Linked DNA regions of Homo sapiens: all the other regions are linked to region 2. The links are chromatin contacts, found by Hi-C or POLR2A ChIA-PET in ENCODE. All regions are on one chromosome and are shown on one strand. Each heading gives the region's core, a stretch centred on a gene start or an enhancer-like site at or near the end of the contact. The rest is flanking DNA. Distances are from core to core; before and after follow the strand shown.

Region 1 (4,573 bases), core at 1,164-3,663, 1.2 Mb before region 2:
ATTCCTCAGCTGTAAAATGAAGGTGATATTTCCCTTGTAAGATTTTTGTAAGGATTACACAAGATAATGCATGTATAATACTTTACATTAATAAATAATGCTATAAGGCCGGGCGCGGTGGCTCACAGCTGTAATCCCAGCACTTTGGGAGGCCGCGGTGGGTGGGTCACGAGATCAGGAGTTCGAGACCATCCTGGCCAAAATGGTGAAACCCCGTCTCTACTAAAAACACAAAAATTATCCAGGCGTGGTGGCACGTGCCTGTAATCCCAGCTACTTGGGAGGCTGAAGCAGGAGAATTGCTTGAACCCGGGAGACGGAGGTTGCAGTGAGCCAAGATCATGCCGCTGCACTTCAGCCTGGGCGACAGAGAAAGACTCTGTCTCAGAAAAAAATAATAATTTAAAAATAAAAAAAATGAATAATAAAAAAAAGATGCAATGTATTATTATTTATTGTAAGATCCATGAAGGCAAGAATGTATCTATCTTGTTCTCTGCTATGTCCGTAGTGACTAGCAAAAATGCCTGGCCCAGACAAGGTGTTACATAAATGTTTACTGAATTAAATGAGGAAAACATACATGGCGGGGGTGTGGAAAGTGGCAATATCTCCTTGAATATGCTCCAATACCATGGGTTACTTGTTAAATGGACACAGTGATTCCCTAGCCCTTGTTCCAGGTTCGGCTGTATACCCATGAAGGATCATTCTCATCTACACTGAAGGTCAAGGACCAGGCTGGGGAAGCCTTACCCAAGATATGGCATCCCATAGGGTGTTCGGGGAGACACGGGAAGACATCCATTGGAAGGCATCCTTCCATCCATGGGACCTTGGACCCCCGCTCGTGCCTGGGCCATGGGGACCTGACCTAGATGATGAAATAAGAGGCTATCAAGTAGGGGCAAAGGGAGACCAGGGACTGGGTGCGGTGGCTCACACCTGTAATCCCAACAATTTGGGAGGCTGAGGTGGGTGGATCACGAGGTCAGGAGTTCAAGACCAGCCTGGTCAAGATGGTGAAACCCCATCTCTACTAAAAATATAAAAATTGGCTGGGTACAGTGGCTCACACTGTAATCCCAGCACTTTGGGAGGCTGAGGCGGGCAGATCATGAGATCAGGAGATCAAGACCATCCTGGCTAACATGGTGAAACCCCGTCTCTACTAAAAATACAAAAAAAATTAGCCAGGCGTGATGGTGCATGCCTGAAATCCCAGCTACTTGGGAGGCTGAGGCAGCAGAATCGCTTGAACCCAGGAGGCGGAGGTTTCAGTGAGCCAAGATCGCGCCACTGCACTCCAGCCTGGGCGACAGAGCGAGACTCTGTCTCAAAAAAAATAAAATAAAATAAAAATTAGCAGGGTGTGGTGACGGGTGCCTGTAATCCCAGCTACTCGGGAGGCTGAGGCAGAGAACTGCTTGAACCTGGGAGGCGGAGGTTGCAGTGAGCTGAGATTGCCCCACTGCACTCCAGCCTGGGCGACAGAATGAGACTCCATCTCAAAAAACAACAAAAAAAAAAAAATAAAAAAAAAGGGTGACTAGGGGAGGAAATGAGTGGTAAAATGGCAGTATCTTACCTGTCGAGGTTAGGCACAGGAACCAGCAAAGTGGAGGAGGTAGTCTGAGGCCCATCTGGGCTGGTGGACTTAGGAGTCACCCTCCAGAGGCTAGGTCCCAGTGTACGGGGAAGAGCTGTACAGAACAACCAAAACTCAGGCACCTCAACAAGAACCCAGGAATCACTGTCATCTGCCTCAGCAGAGGTTCTTAAACATGGATACACATGGGAATCTTTTATCTACTACAGATTCTAGGGTAGTACCCCAGAACCAATAAACTAAGATTTCTCAGGGTAGAGCATCCACGTTTTTTAAAAGCGCCCATGTGATTCTGCTGGTCTCCTGTGGATGCCAACCACTGTTCTAAGATGACCAAACGTTCATACATATACTCTCACTAATGTTTGGGGCTCTTTGACTCTAAACCTCTCCTCTCTTCACTGGCTATGCCTACTCCATTGGCCCCTAATCCTCTTTCATTCATTCAGTCCACCATCTCCTGCCATTGGACTCCTCCCCCTCCCAACAGTCCTACCAACTTCTTGGACTCCACCCTCTTCTAGCTAGGCCCATCCACATCTCAAATTCCAGCAGCCCCTGACTTCCCCGCCCTCTTTCAAGCCCCGCCTTCCTTGGCTCTAACCCGGCCCACGATCGCTTCGGCTGTTTCCTCGGGCCCGCCCCCACTCCAGTTCGGTCTTTGCGGCCCAGAGTGACGCTGGTTGCTTGGACGTCCCTTACCTCGGCCCAGGAGTCCCGGGAGGCGCCACATGTCGCTGCCAGCACCACAGAGAGCTCGCAGCCGAAAGCGCGAGACCAACCCTTGGGACAGCGGCTAGAAAGGCCGCCGCGATGCCCCGAGTGGCCGAGTACCCGAGGAAGCTCTGAGCTGGCCAATTAGAAGGGAGCCCGGCCGGAAAGACGGCGCTGCAGAGAGGAAGTGCAGGGCGGAGGCGTATTCGGGGCCAGCGGGGCGGTGACGTGCGGCAAGGGCATGGGGATGTGGGCCCAGGCTTCCGTGGGGGATGTCCTTGGCGTTCCCAAGCCGAGGCAGGGGACCGCAGGTGGCGAAGCGAGCCACCCGGAAGCGGGACCTTCGGGAAGTGGGGCTGGAGCGGCTTCAGGGAAGTAAGAGGACCTTGCAGACCGTGAGGCCGCGAACCAGGAAAGGCTTCTCCAGGCCCTAGGCTTGAGGAAGTGGGAGTAACCAGGCTCCATGGGCGGAGGAGAGGACCCCCGGGGTCCCACAAATGAAGCCAGTAGGCCGGGCTTCCGTCCAAGGCCACCTGCCTGGAGATGCCAGGCCAGGGCCCGACTGCGTAGGCGATGAGAAACCGCACAGGGCAAGGCTTTGATTCTGGGTTCTAGCTCCGGTCCAGCTTTATCTCACTGTGCAGCTTCATGCCAACCCCTTACCTTGTCGGGGCCCCAATACGCGCCAGATAGGGTCAAATGGAATGACTGGCCTGACAAGCTGAGATTCTTGGGTAGCTCCTTTCAAAATACCTGAGACACCACCCGCGCCCTATTAGAACCCTCGTCTTCAGACGTGGCAAAAGTTATGTATGTGTTTGTTCTTTTGTGGAAAAGAATAGTTCCGTCTGGTCCCGGTGGCTCACGCCTGTAATCCCAGCACTCTGGGAGGCCGAGGCGGGCGGATCACCTGAGGTCAGGAGTTTGAGACCAGCCTGGCCAACATGGTGAAACCCTGTCTCTACTAAAAATACAAAAATCAGTTGCGCGTGGTGGTGGGCGCCTGTAATCCTAGCTACTCTGGAGGCTGAGGCAGGAGAATTGCTTGAACACGGGAGACGGGAGGTTGCAGTGAGCCGAGATCGCGCCTGGGCGACAGAGTGAGACTCCATCTCAAAAAAAAAAGGAAAAAAAAATAGTTCCTTTCACCACATTTGAATCCGTGAAATAACGGAGCTTACATTCAAGTATAAGATGTTTAGATTTCCTCCCTATCCCCTTCCTCCAGGTATGTGACTTTAAGGTGAGTGGAAGTTGCTACCTGGGGTAAAAGTGTACTGGGGGCACCTACTTTTAGACCGAGGCATGTGGCTTGAAAGTTGTATTAATATGTTAGACAACTTTTTTTTTTCTTTTGAGACGGATTCTCTGTCGCCCAGGCTGGAGTGCAATGGTGTGATCTCGGCTCACTGCAACCTCTGCCTCCCAGGTTCAAGCGATTCTCTTGCCTCAGCCTCCCAAGTAGCTGAGATTACAGGCGCCTGCTACCACATCCTGCTAATTTTTGTATTTTTAGTAGAGACAGGGTTTCACCATGTTGGCCAGGTTGGTCTCGAACTCCTGGACCTCAGGTGATCCTCCTGCCTTGGCCTTCCAAAGTGCTGGGATTACAGGCTTGAGCCACCGTGCCTGGCCGTTAAAGAACTTTTGAGCCATATATCAGCCCGTTCTAGGATCTGAGAAGACAGCTGAGGAAAGAGCATTTGTGGCCTCCAGGAACACGGTCCAGTGGATTAGTAGTGGGCTTTGGAGTCCCACAAATCTGGGTTGGAATCACAGCTTGCTTACTTCGTAGGTATGTTATCTTGTGCAGGTTCCTTAACCACACTAAGTCTCAAGAGCTTCATCCGTAAAATAGGGAAAATACCTCATGCAATTGTTGTGAGGTTTAAATAAAATAATATGTTAAAAATGTTTAACTTGGTGTTTTGGGAATACCCTTCAAAAAATAAAAAATAAATAAATAAAAATGTTTAGCATAGTTCCTGGCACATAGTAAAAGCCCAGTAAGTGTAAGTTGCTATTAATTATATTAGTAGGGGAGGTAAGCAGGCAAGTGTAATAGGTTAGGTTCCCATAGAAGCATGAACAATGGATTGTGGGATCCCTTGGAAGGCTTCAGAAAAGTAGTTGCATTTGAGCGGGGCCTTTAAATGTGAATAAGAGCTTGCCAGGTGGAGAAGGAAGAAAGGCATTGCAAGCGGAGGAAACAATAAATAAAGGCCCAGAAGTTTGAATGTTGGACAACTA
Region 2 (4,233 bases), core at 207-2,706:
ATAATTTTTTTTTTTTTTTCAGATAGAGTCTTACTCTGTCGCCCAGGCTGGAGTGCAGTGGCACGATCTCAGCTCCTGCAACCTCCGCCTCCCGGGTTCAAGCGATTCTCCTGTCTCTGCCTCCCGAGTAGCTGGGATTACAGGCACATGCCACCACGCCCGGCTAATTTTTGTATTTTTAGTAGATACGGGGTTTCGCCATACAGGTCAGGCTGGTCTCAAACTCCTGACCTCAGGTGATCCACCCCCCTTGGCCTCCCAAAGTGATGGGATTACAGGCATGAGCCACTGTGCCCGGACAAAAAAATAATAATTTTTAATAAGGTAGCACTGGTTATCAGGTTTAGAGAGAGGAAAACTGTAACTTGAAGACAAGGGAACCAGCTCAAGGACACAGAACAAGCCTGTGGAATGATAAGATATGGATTTCTTGAATGAGCTAAAAAACTCAGACTGATAAGATGCTGTGATTGAATATCAATAAAAGATCTGTGCCCTATTGTTCACGATAGCACAAAGCATCTGCTAAGAGAGCATTAGAATCTTTCCGAAGTAAGGCAAAACTTAATCAGTGACATTACCAGCACGCTGTATGCCCTTCCAAAAATAGAGGATGTGGTGGTTCCATACTATGGCGATTATCTGCCCTAAGAGAAGTCCAAGTTCAAGTACACAATCCCTTATCTGCAATTCCAAAATCCAAAACTCTCTGACATCTGAAAATGTTTTTCTGAGATTCATTTTGAGGTAAATTCTAAGATGAACTCAGTCTACTTCTGATCTTTAGTCATCTCATTTACTAGGAATATTCATATATTTCGCTTAAAAATGTTACTGTTTGAGTCCAAGAGTTTCAGGAAAAAGTGTGGATATGAATTAAAATACTCCCTTACTACATATCCGTGTATAAGTCATTCATTTAATCTTGCAGCCTCCGTTTCCTCAACTGCAGAATGGAAATCAAAACTCCAACCTCTCAAGATTGCTCCAAGGATTAAATGACCAGGCATCCAAATCGCTTAGTTCAGTGTCAGTACATAGTGGGCACTCGATAAAAACCGATTGTAACACTACTGGAATACAGGCCGCGAGGCTATGCGTTCAGATCTGGAGACCCTGCTGGGACAGACCAGAGATAATTCTGTCTCGCTCACCTGGCTTTGGCAACGGACCGCCCCGGTGCACGAAGCGCAGGGCGGTCGCAGGAGCTGGCTGAGCAGCGAAGCCCAGGCCCTCCTGGGAAGAAGTCCGAGCAGGGGCATCGCGCGGCAGGACGCCGGCTTTCCGGGACAGGAACAAAAGGCCTGGGAAGGAGGCGGGTCAGACACCAGGAAGGGTGGAGGGCACTGCAAAGGCGGAACCCGCGCACCAGGGAAAACTCGGGCGTTTGCGCACCTCACTAGTCACGAAGGCTGAGGTGGGATCCTCCCAAGTTCCCTTAGTAGCCAGCTTCGGCACTTCCGGGAGGAGCCGGAAATAATTTTTGTGCTCGGCGGAGGCTCTCTAGGCGTGCGACCCAGCGACTCGATAGCCGGAAGTCATCCTTGCTGAGGCTGGGGCAACCACCGCAGGTCGAGACAGCAGGCGGCTCAAGTGGACAGCCGGGATGGCAGAGCGTGCGGCGCTGGAGGAGCTGGTGAAACTTCAGGGAGAGCGCGTGCGAGGCCTCAAGCAGCAGAAGGCCAGCGCCGAGCTGGTGAGATTTAGGCAGCAGGGGAGAGGGCCAAGGCAAAGCCTGGGAGGACGTAAAGCCAGGGTGTTCGGGACATAGGGTAGAGATGTGAGGGAAGCGACCAGTCTTGTAGGGAGGAGAGTGGGCTGCGTGGGGAGACATCCGGGGTGGGTCCCGAGAGAAACAAAGCTAGGCCTGAGCAGAGAGATGTGATGAGGGAGGAATATTGAATGAATGGCGGGGGAGGGAGGAGAGTGACAGATGGATAGCTCAGCGCCTTCTTTCCCTCCACAGATCGAGGAGGAGGTGGCGAAACTCCTGAAACTGAAGGCACAGCTGGGTCCTGATGAAAGCAAACAGAAATTTGTGCTCAAAACCCCCAAGGTAATATCATTCCTGTAGGGAGCCACTGAGAAAGTCTCTAACTCTACTCACGGGGCGCTTATGTCTGCCTCCCTAAACCAGGTCATTGAGGAGGATCTGAAATGCTGCAGAGGAGAGGACAGTCGCTCTGGGCGCTGGGCTGGACTGGACTCTACCTGAGTCATTCTGGGATGGCAAAGTGATGGCAGAAACTAGGCCAGCTGGGTGATCAGGGGAGTCAGCCTGCTGCTGCTACTCCTTCGTTCATTCAATAAATGTGTATTTAGCGCTATGTCTCTAGCACTATACAAAGCACTGAATATATACCATGGTGGACAATATAGCCTACCCTCATGGAGCTTACATTCTACTGAAGGAGAGAGACTTAGAACAAATAATCCCACACAGATTTTTTTGTTTTTTTTTTAAACAGAGTATCCTCTGTTGCACAGGCTGGAGTGCAGTGGCACATCTTGGCTCACTGCAGCCGCTGCCTCCTGGGTTCAAGCGATTCTCCTGCTTCAGCCTCCTGAGTAGCTGGGACTACAGGTGCCCACCACCATGCCCAGCTAATTTTTGTATTTTTAGTAGAGACGGGGTTTCACCATATTGGCCAGGATGGTCTTGAACTTCTGACCTCAAGTGATCTGCCCGCCTCAGTCTCCCAAAGTGCTGGGATTACAGACGTGTGCCACCGCACCCGGCCACCACATGTGGTTATGTAATTACATATTGTGAAAAATGATATAAAGAAATTAAGGTTGCTCTGAGAAAAATAAGGGAGAACTGGGGAGTCTGAGAAAGGCTAACTGAGGAAGTGATATACTAACTGATCTAATGAATGAGTAGGAGATAGCCAGAGGACAAGTGTGACAAAGATAGGTCCAGGTAGAGTATGGAAACCCTAAAGTGGGAAAGAACTTTGGTAGTTTTGAGGAACTAGAGGATGATCTACATGGCTAGAACTAAGTTAAGGAGAGTAGAGTGGAATGAGGTTGGAGATTCTGAGCTCATCCTCCAGTTCAGTTCCACTTTCTGTAAGTTCTATAAACAGAACTGTTTACCCCTTCATCTAGGTGCTCTTGGCACTTCATACATATTTGTTATTACACCAACTTTAAGTAGTTATTTATGTCGTTTATTTACCCTGAGACTGAGACTAGATGCCTAAATAGGTATAGTCAGCCCTCCATATCCCAAGGTCCCACATTCACAGATTCAACCAACTGTGGATCAAAACCATTCAGGGGAAAAGAAACGATTAAGAAAAAAAATCTGGCTGAGTGTGGTGGCTTACACCTGTAATCCCAGCACTTTGGGAGGCCACAAGGGGAGGATCATTTGAGCCCAGGAGCTTGAGACCAGCCTGAGCAACATAGTGAGTCCCTATCTCTAAAAACAAACAAACAAATAAAAACCTTTTGAAATCTAACAATAAAAATTTCAAATAAAAAATATAGTATAGCAACTATTTACATAGCCTTTACATTGTCTAAGGCATTATAAACACTCTAGAGACTATTTAAAGTATATAGGAGGATGTGCATATAATTTTATGTCAAGGGCTTGAGCATCCATGGATTTTTGGTATTCACATGGGGCCCAGAACAAATCTCCTGTGGATACTGAGGGATGATTCTATTTAATACATGTATTTGAAATTGAATTCCAAAGGAGAGGGGAGATGGTCTGTTTTCCTTGTGTTAAGGTTAATTCTTTGGGATCCTAAATTCATTGAGCTGTTTCTTTCTACATATAACTAATTTTTGAAGGTTAAAGAGACAGTGTAAAATCCCAAAGTGGTGATCATCAATGATTTTTCAAACTATTAGATGAAAAGCTTACTGTGGAATTTATGATGGATCAGTCTGTCCTCACTAGTGATCAGTTTTAACATCACTAAAAGTAGGACAACTAGACATTATGTTCCTGCTGATGTGATGCAAGAAGAAGTACACAGCACCACCTGGGAAGTATTCTTGCCAAGTAAATTGAACTTGAATCTAATCAGATCTTTGGACTAACTATCAGTTTACAGGAAATACTAGAGATGGAGGAACATGTTAGATGGCACATCAAGCATATTGTTCACCAAATCTAGAATGTGAAAATTTTTTTTTAGGACAAATGGCCCAATTTCCTCAGTTAATAAATGACCTTTTTAAAATAAAAAAAAAAAGTTGGGGAGGGAAGGAAAC
Region 3 (4,670 bases), core at 514-3,013, 1.4 Mb before region 2:
TCCAGCAAATTTTTTATATTCTAGCAGTATGTCAGCATTACCTAATAGCTCAAGAAGATGGCAGTACAAAGAAAAACCACAGCTCTTTTGCTCGTTAGCCTTATCCAAGTCAGGATGAAAAGGATGAAATCAGATGACAGTATACAGTAGGGGTGATTTGCAAACACTGTGGTGACAGTTAAGTGGCATCTGTTATTCCCATTTTATTAAAGCAGTAAGGAACCCGCAGGCTGCCCAAGGTCATAGAAAAAAAGCATGTGCTAGATCCATGTGCTCTGAAGAGATCTAAGGATTAACTGCATTGCCACAATTTGGGCCGTGTTTATAAAACCAAGAAGTGAAATTCTTAACTAGTCATTTTGGGAGTCCAAGCCTGAGTGGGGACGGATTGCAACACATGGCTGATGATAGCAAAACAAACCAGTAACCGGCCGGCCGCACCAGGGTTAATCTACGTTTTCATCGTACTGGCTGGCTTTCCTTACTTCTAAAATATAAAATTGTAGATCGTCTAAGATAGGACATTTTATTTGATAAAAGGAGGATTGACATCTGTATGCACCGAAAGCATCTGAAACATGACAAACACAAGCCGTTATTTGCGGTTCCAATCAACATCAGTTTACCACCTGGCTCAATTCCCACCATTACTGTATGTTAGATTAACACTTCCAAAAACCCTGCAGAAGGTCTCTAAATTTCCTGGGGGAACTTAGCTACAGACGCGGAGTGAAACAAGCAGCTCTTTTCCCTGGGGCCTCAATGTATTAAATCAAACCCGAGAAAATGATCCAATCATTTCCTATACATTTCCTCCCCAGCTATGCCATCAAATCTCTTAAAACGTCACTTCCAAGCATTTAAAATACACCCGGCACACGCCCTGCAGACTTCATCGTAGCTCTCCCTTTTGGGGCATCACCACAGCCAAACATCGCCTCTTCCAAATCTACTGCAAACTGCGGGCTTGTCTCTTGCTTCATTTTTTACTTTTGTCTTAAAACGGAGGCGAGGGGGATGGGTTTCGACAAACTAGGCTCTGAAACCCTGAGCAATAGCATCTTGCTGTGGGGAGCTATCGGCAGCAGCAGAGATTTTAATCTTTTCTCTCCACCCAGTTTCCGTTTCATGCTTTTTTCTTTCTTTCTTTTCCAATGACATCAAACCAAAGGTGGAAAAATGAAAAACGAATGCCTCAGATCGATGCCGCCTGTGGGTCGCGGGTTCTGACTCAGGGACCCGCCCGCCCTGGGAAATGCGGGAAACGAGGCCGGGAGGAGGACTTTCCACCGCCGGAGTCCCACCTGGGGTCGCAGACGGGCAGGCCGGGCCCGTGGCAGCCTCGAATCCGAGCCCGGGGCCCGACCCGCCCCTCCAGGCCCAGCGCGGCCTGCCAAGCCCCGGCGTCGAGTTGGCCGCGGGCCGGCCAGAGAGGCCTGAGGCGGCCAGCGGGCAGGGCAGAGCCAGGGACCGGAGTTCGGGGCTGGAGTCGGGCGCCGCTTACCTGCTGGTACCGGCTGCCGCAGGCCGGCTCGACCGCCGCCAGCGCCGCCAACGCCAACGCCATGGCGCAGCCGGCAGCAGGGAAGCAGAGCGAGCGAGCGAGCTAGCTGAAGGGGCGCGGCCGCTGCGGCTTGGGAGCGCTGGGAGGCCGAGGGGGACGCGCCTTGGGTGGGTCTCGATGGCCGCCGCCGCTCCCGGGCGAGACGCTCTTCTCAGGCTGTAAGCACCGCCGCCGCCGCCGAGGCTCCGACGCGGCCCCTGGGGAAGAGGCGGGGACTACGACGACGGCGCTGCGCCGCCGCCCCACCCCCGACTCGCGCCGCCCTGCCCGGCCCGGCCCGGCCTAGCCTAGTCCTGCGCCGCCGCCCCGAGGTGCACCGGCCCTGGTGTAGTTGCTCCGACGACCTGAGCCTCCGAGGCTCAAGTGTTGTATTCGATTCCACTAAAAACGAATTACTAACAGGCCAGCCCAAAGCAAGGGCGATGCTGCTGATGAGCACCTCGTGCCAAGCACTGAGCTTCACCTACGTGCCCTCATCCAGCCTTCAGCACAACCGCCCTGACGCAGGGACCACAACCCCATTCTCGAGGTCGTTGGCAACCAGAGAGGTTGACAATCTTCACAGCAGCGACCTGATCCCTCGTGTCTGGCAGCAGAATCGTGGTTCTTATTCACTCCCTTCTTTTATCTGCCGTACTCATAAACCAGGGGTCAGCCAGCGACAGGGAGGGGGCCAAATCCGGTCTGCCACCATGACTGTGAAAAGTACATGAAATTCAAGTTTCAGTGTCCATAAATAAAGTTTTATTGGAACACAGCAGCACCCATTTGTTTGGTATGGCCTGCAAACCCTATAATACTTGCTATCTGACATTTTACAGAAAAAGTTTGCTAACCCTAAATCCTTGAGAACTGCTTGGATCTCAAATCCTACTTAGGGTGGATGATTATAATAGCATCCTCATGTTTATGCCATCCTTTAGTATTTTAACAGCCTCATCTGCGGAATCGGAAACAATATTTTCCAAAAAAGCTCCCTGACTCGGTGACATGAAGTCAAAACTTGAAGGGTTTGGCCATGCTAAAGGCTTTCCCGACCACAGGAACAGGTGCAAAGGGCGGTCCAGAGAGAGATTGTCTTGTGGAAGAACAGAAAGGAGGCTGGCATAGCTGCCATATAGGAGATACAATTATCAGTGTTTCACAGATGAGGAAGTTATGCCCAAAGAAATTAAATATCTCACCCAATGACACAGAGCTACTAAGGGGTGAAGCTGGAATACAACTCCATTAAGCCAGCTTTCTTACCCAGTATTGCACAACTAAATTATAAGCTTTGTGAAGACAAGAGTATTTGTCTTTTAAATCTTATTACCTCCCAATGCCATGTAGCACAGTATAGCTATATAGCAGGCTTGCAAGGTCTGTTTCTTTCACACCCAGCCATCTGCAATTGCTTCTACCCACATGTCCTACAGAGAAAAACAAAATCTTCCATCTCTGAAGCTTGTTGCAATTCCCATTTCTTCTTCATTGCCTTTCCAAGTTGGCAGTGTAGAGGTTATATTAATATGATTATTGTCTTAGCTTCTAATTTTGAAGTTTAGTTAATTATGTATTTTAAAAGAGAACTGTGTTTAGAACACACCCTGAGGTTTCTGTATATATGAGAAAATTGTAATCAATAAAAACTCTAGATGTTTACCATCTTCACTTTGAGTTCTCTCTCAGCATCCAAACTCCTCTATATCTGTCGCTATTTCCAAGTATTAGTCTCACATATTAACATGCTGGGAGAGCGAACAAATGTAGCAACATTCCAAGCTCTCAAGTCTATTTAGAGCCTCCTTACTCTGTCCCTCAGTTGTTGTTTATAATCCAGAAAAACAACATTTAAATGTAATCAGGTACAGTGAATCAAACATAATGTCCTGCCATGTAGTCTTGTATAAAGGGTGCAAAAATCTAATTTGAAATTTTTTAAAATGTCAGCAGTGGAAAGTAGAAATCCAGACTTCTTTGTCCAGATTGTCTACATTTACGTGTAAGAAAGAATAAAAAAGAATGTCCACTGGGCACAGTGGCTCACATCTGTAATCTCAGCACTTTGAGAGCCTGAGACTCGAGGATCACGTGAGCCCAGGAGCCAGGAGTTCGAGACCAACCTGGGCAACATAGTGAGACACAATCTCTGAAAAAAAAAAAGAAAAAGAAAAAAGAATTTGTCGGCCTACCACATAAGGCTATTGGAGCAACAACTGCAATCTTTATGCATGTCTGCAGTGCTGTGGCTTTTGTGGAAAAGATGTTGCTACCCTTCTATTTCTTTCCTAAATTACTTTCTCCCTCAATATCTATATACTCCCTGCATGTGGACACAAATATTTATCATAATATAAATAACAGGCTTTATCATAGAAATATTTTGCATTGAAAGTAAAAGAAAATTGATCTCCAACTTCTAATCTCCTTTTCCTATGTCCTCAACCAAAATGTTTTGTAGTCACGGTAAAGATTTTGGTCTTTTTTTTCTTGAGTTCCCCAAAGCCTCTAATAAGTAAATTGAGATTATTTGCCTTGATTTGATGGGTGGATAAATTGGAGAATTGAGAAATTGAGTCACTGCTATATTAGGCCTCCAGCTGGCAGGCAAATTGTACAACGAAGGGGAAAACTGAATTTCTGGCTCACAGATCCATGCCTGGTGCAAGCCAAGCAGACAGAGAAGATAATCCAAAGCCATAAAAATTGTGCTCTTTGGCTTCATCTCGAGATGTTGTCAAGAGAGTTTCCACAGAGAAAGTTATTAATTTCAGATTGCTGCACTTAGAAACTTATTTCCCCACAGAATAACAGTAATACTTTCCATGTGCAGTACTGCATATGTGAATTGCTGACTCTGAATCATCCCTCCTGAGAGAGAAAAGAAACATGGACAAGTATAAGCATAACTCATGTCCGTATCCCTTTCCCCCTGCAATATAGATACAAATCTCTAGGATAAATGTGACCTTCTGTCTTTCATATCCACATGAGGCTTGACCTAGGTAGTGCAGAGCTCAGTAAGTAACCAAGAAGGGTTTGTTAAATGTGTTAAATTTAGACAAAAGCCTCATTAGTCTAATATCTCATTTGAGGCCTTGAACTTCTCCAGCTAGTCTTCACA

The links. Hi-C counts contacts between places; a loop is a spot of excess contacts on that map. ChIA-PET counts read pairs that join two places held with the same protein, here RNA polymerase II (POLR2A). Pooled maps may share reads with other maps.
Region 1: a loop to region 2 is called in a pooled map, with 5 times the contacts of the local background. The contact joins the promoter of DELE1 here to the promoter of HARS2 in region 2. A Hi-C loop is called at or near these places in 6 of 50 pooled maps. POLR2A ChIA-PET finds 5 or more read pairs at or near these places in 2 of 52 experiments (activated CD4-positive, alpha-beta T cell and activated naive CD4-positive, alpha-beta T cell).
Region 3: a loop to region 2 is called in a map of B cell, with 22 times the contacts of the local background. The contact joins the promoter of NDFIP1 here to the promoter of HARS2 in region 2. A Hi-C loop is called at or near these places in 1 of 168 maps with a recorded cell type or tissue (B cell) and 2 of 50 pooled maps. POLR2A ChIA-PET finds 5 or more read pairs at or near these places in 1 of 52 experiments (OCI-LY7).

What each region holds. Positions count from the first base shown.
Region 1 is chr5:141,921,711-141,926,283 of GRCh38, reverse strand. DELE1 (DAP3 binding cell death enhancer 1) reads right to left here and starts at 2,413. Exons shown (of 12, transcript NM_014773.5): 1 at 2,312-2,413; 2 at 1,589-1,703; 3 at 757-874. The coding sequence starts at 2,342. RefSeq lists an enhancer at 2,019-2,532.
Region 2 is chr5:140,688,678-140,692,910 of GRCh38, reverse strand. HARS2 (histidyl-tRNA synthetase 2, mitochondrial) reads right to left here and starts at 1,456. Exons shown (of 13, transcript NM_012208.4): 1 at 1,155-1,456. The coding sequence starts at 1,262. HARS1 (histidyl-tRNA synthetase 1) reads left to right here and starts at 1,541. Exons shown (of 13, transcript NM_002109.6): 1 at 1,541-1,696; 2 at 1,967-2,056. The coding sequence starts at 1,607. RefSeq lists enhancers at 1,205-1,274, 1,355-1,444, 1,605-1,834 and promoters at 1,106-1,422, 1,487-1,513, 1,485-1,606, 1,156-1,606.
Region 3 is chr5:142,105,872-142,110,541 of GRCh38, reverse strand. It overlaps NDFIP1 (Nedd4 family interacting protein 1), which reads right to left and starts at 1,763. Exons shown (of 8, transcript NM_030571.4): 1 at 1,505-1,763. The coding sequence starts at 1,567. RefSeq lists silencers at 1,334-1,403, 1,474-1,603, 1,664-1,933 and an enhancer at 1,511-2,012.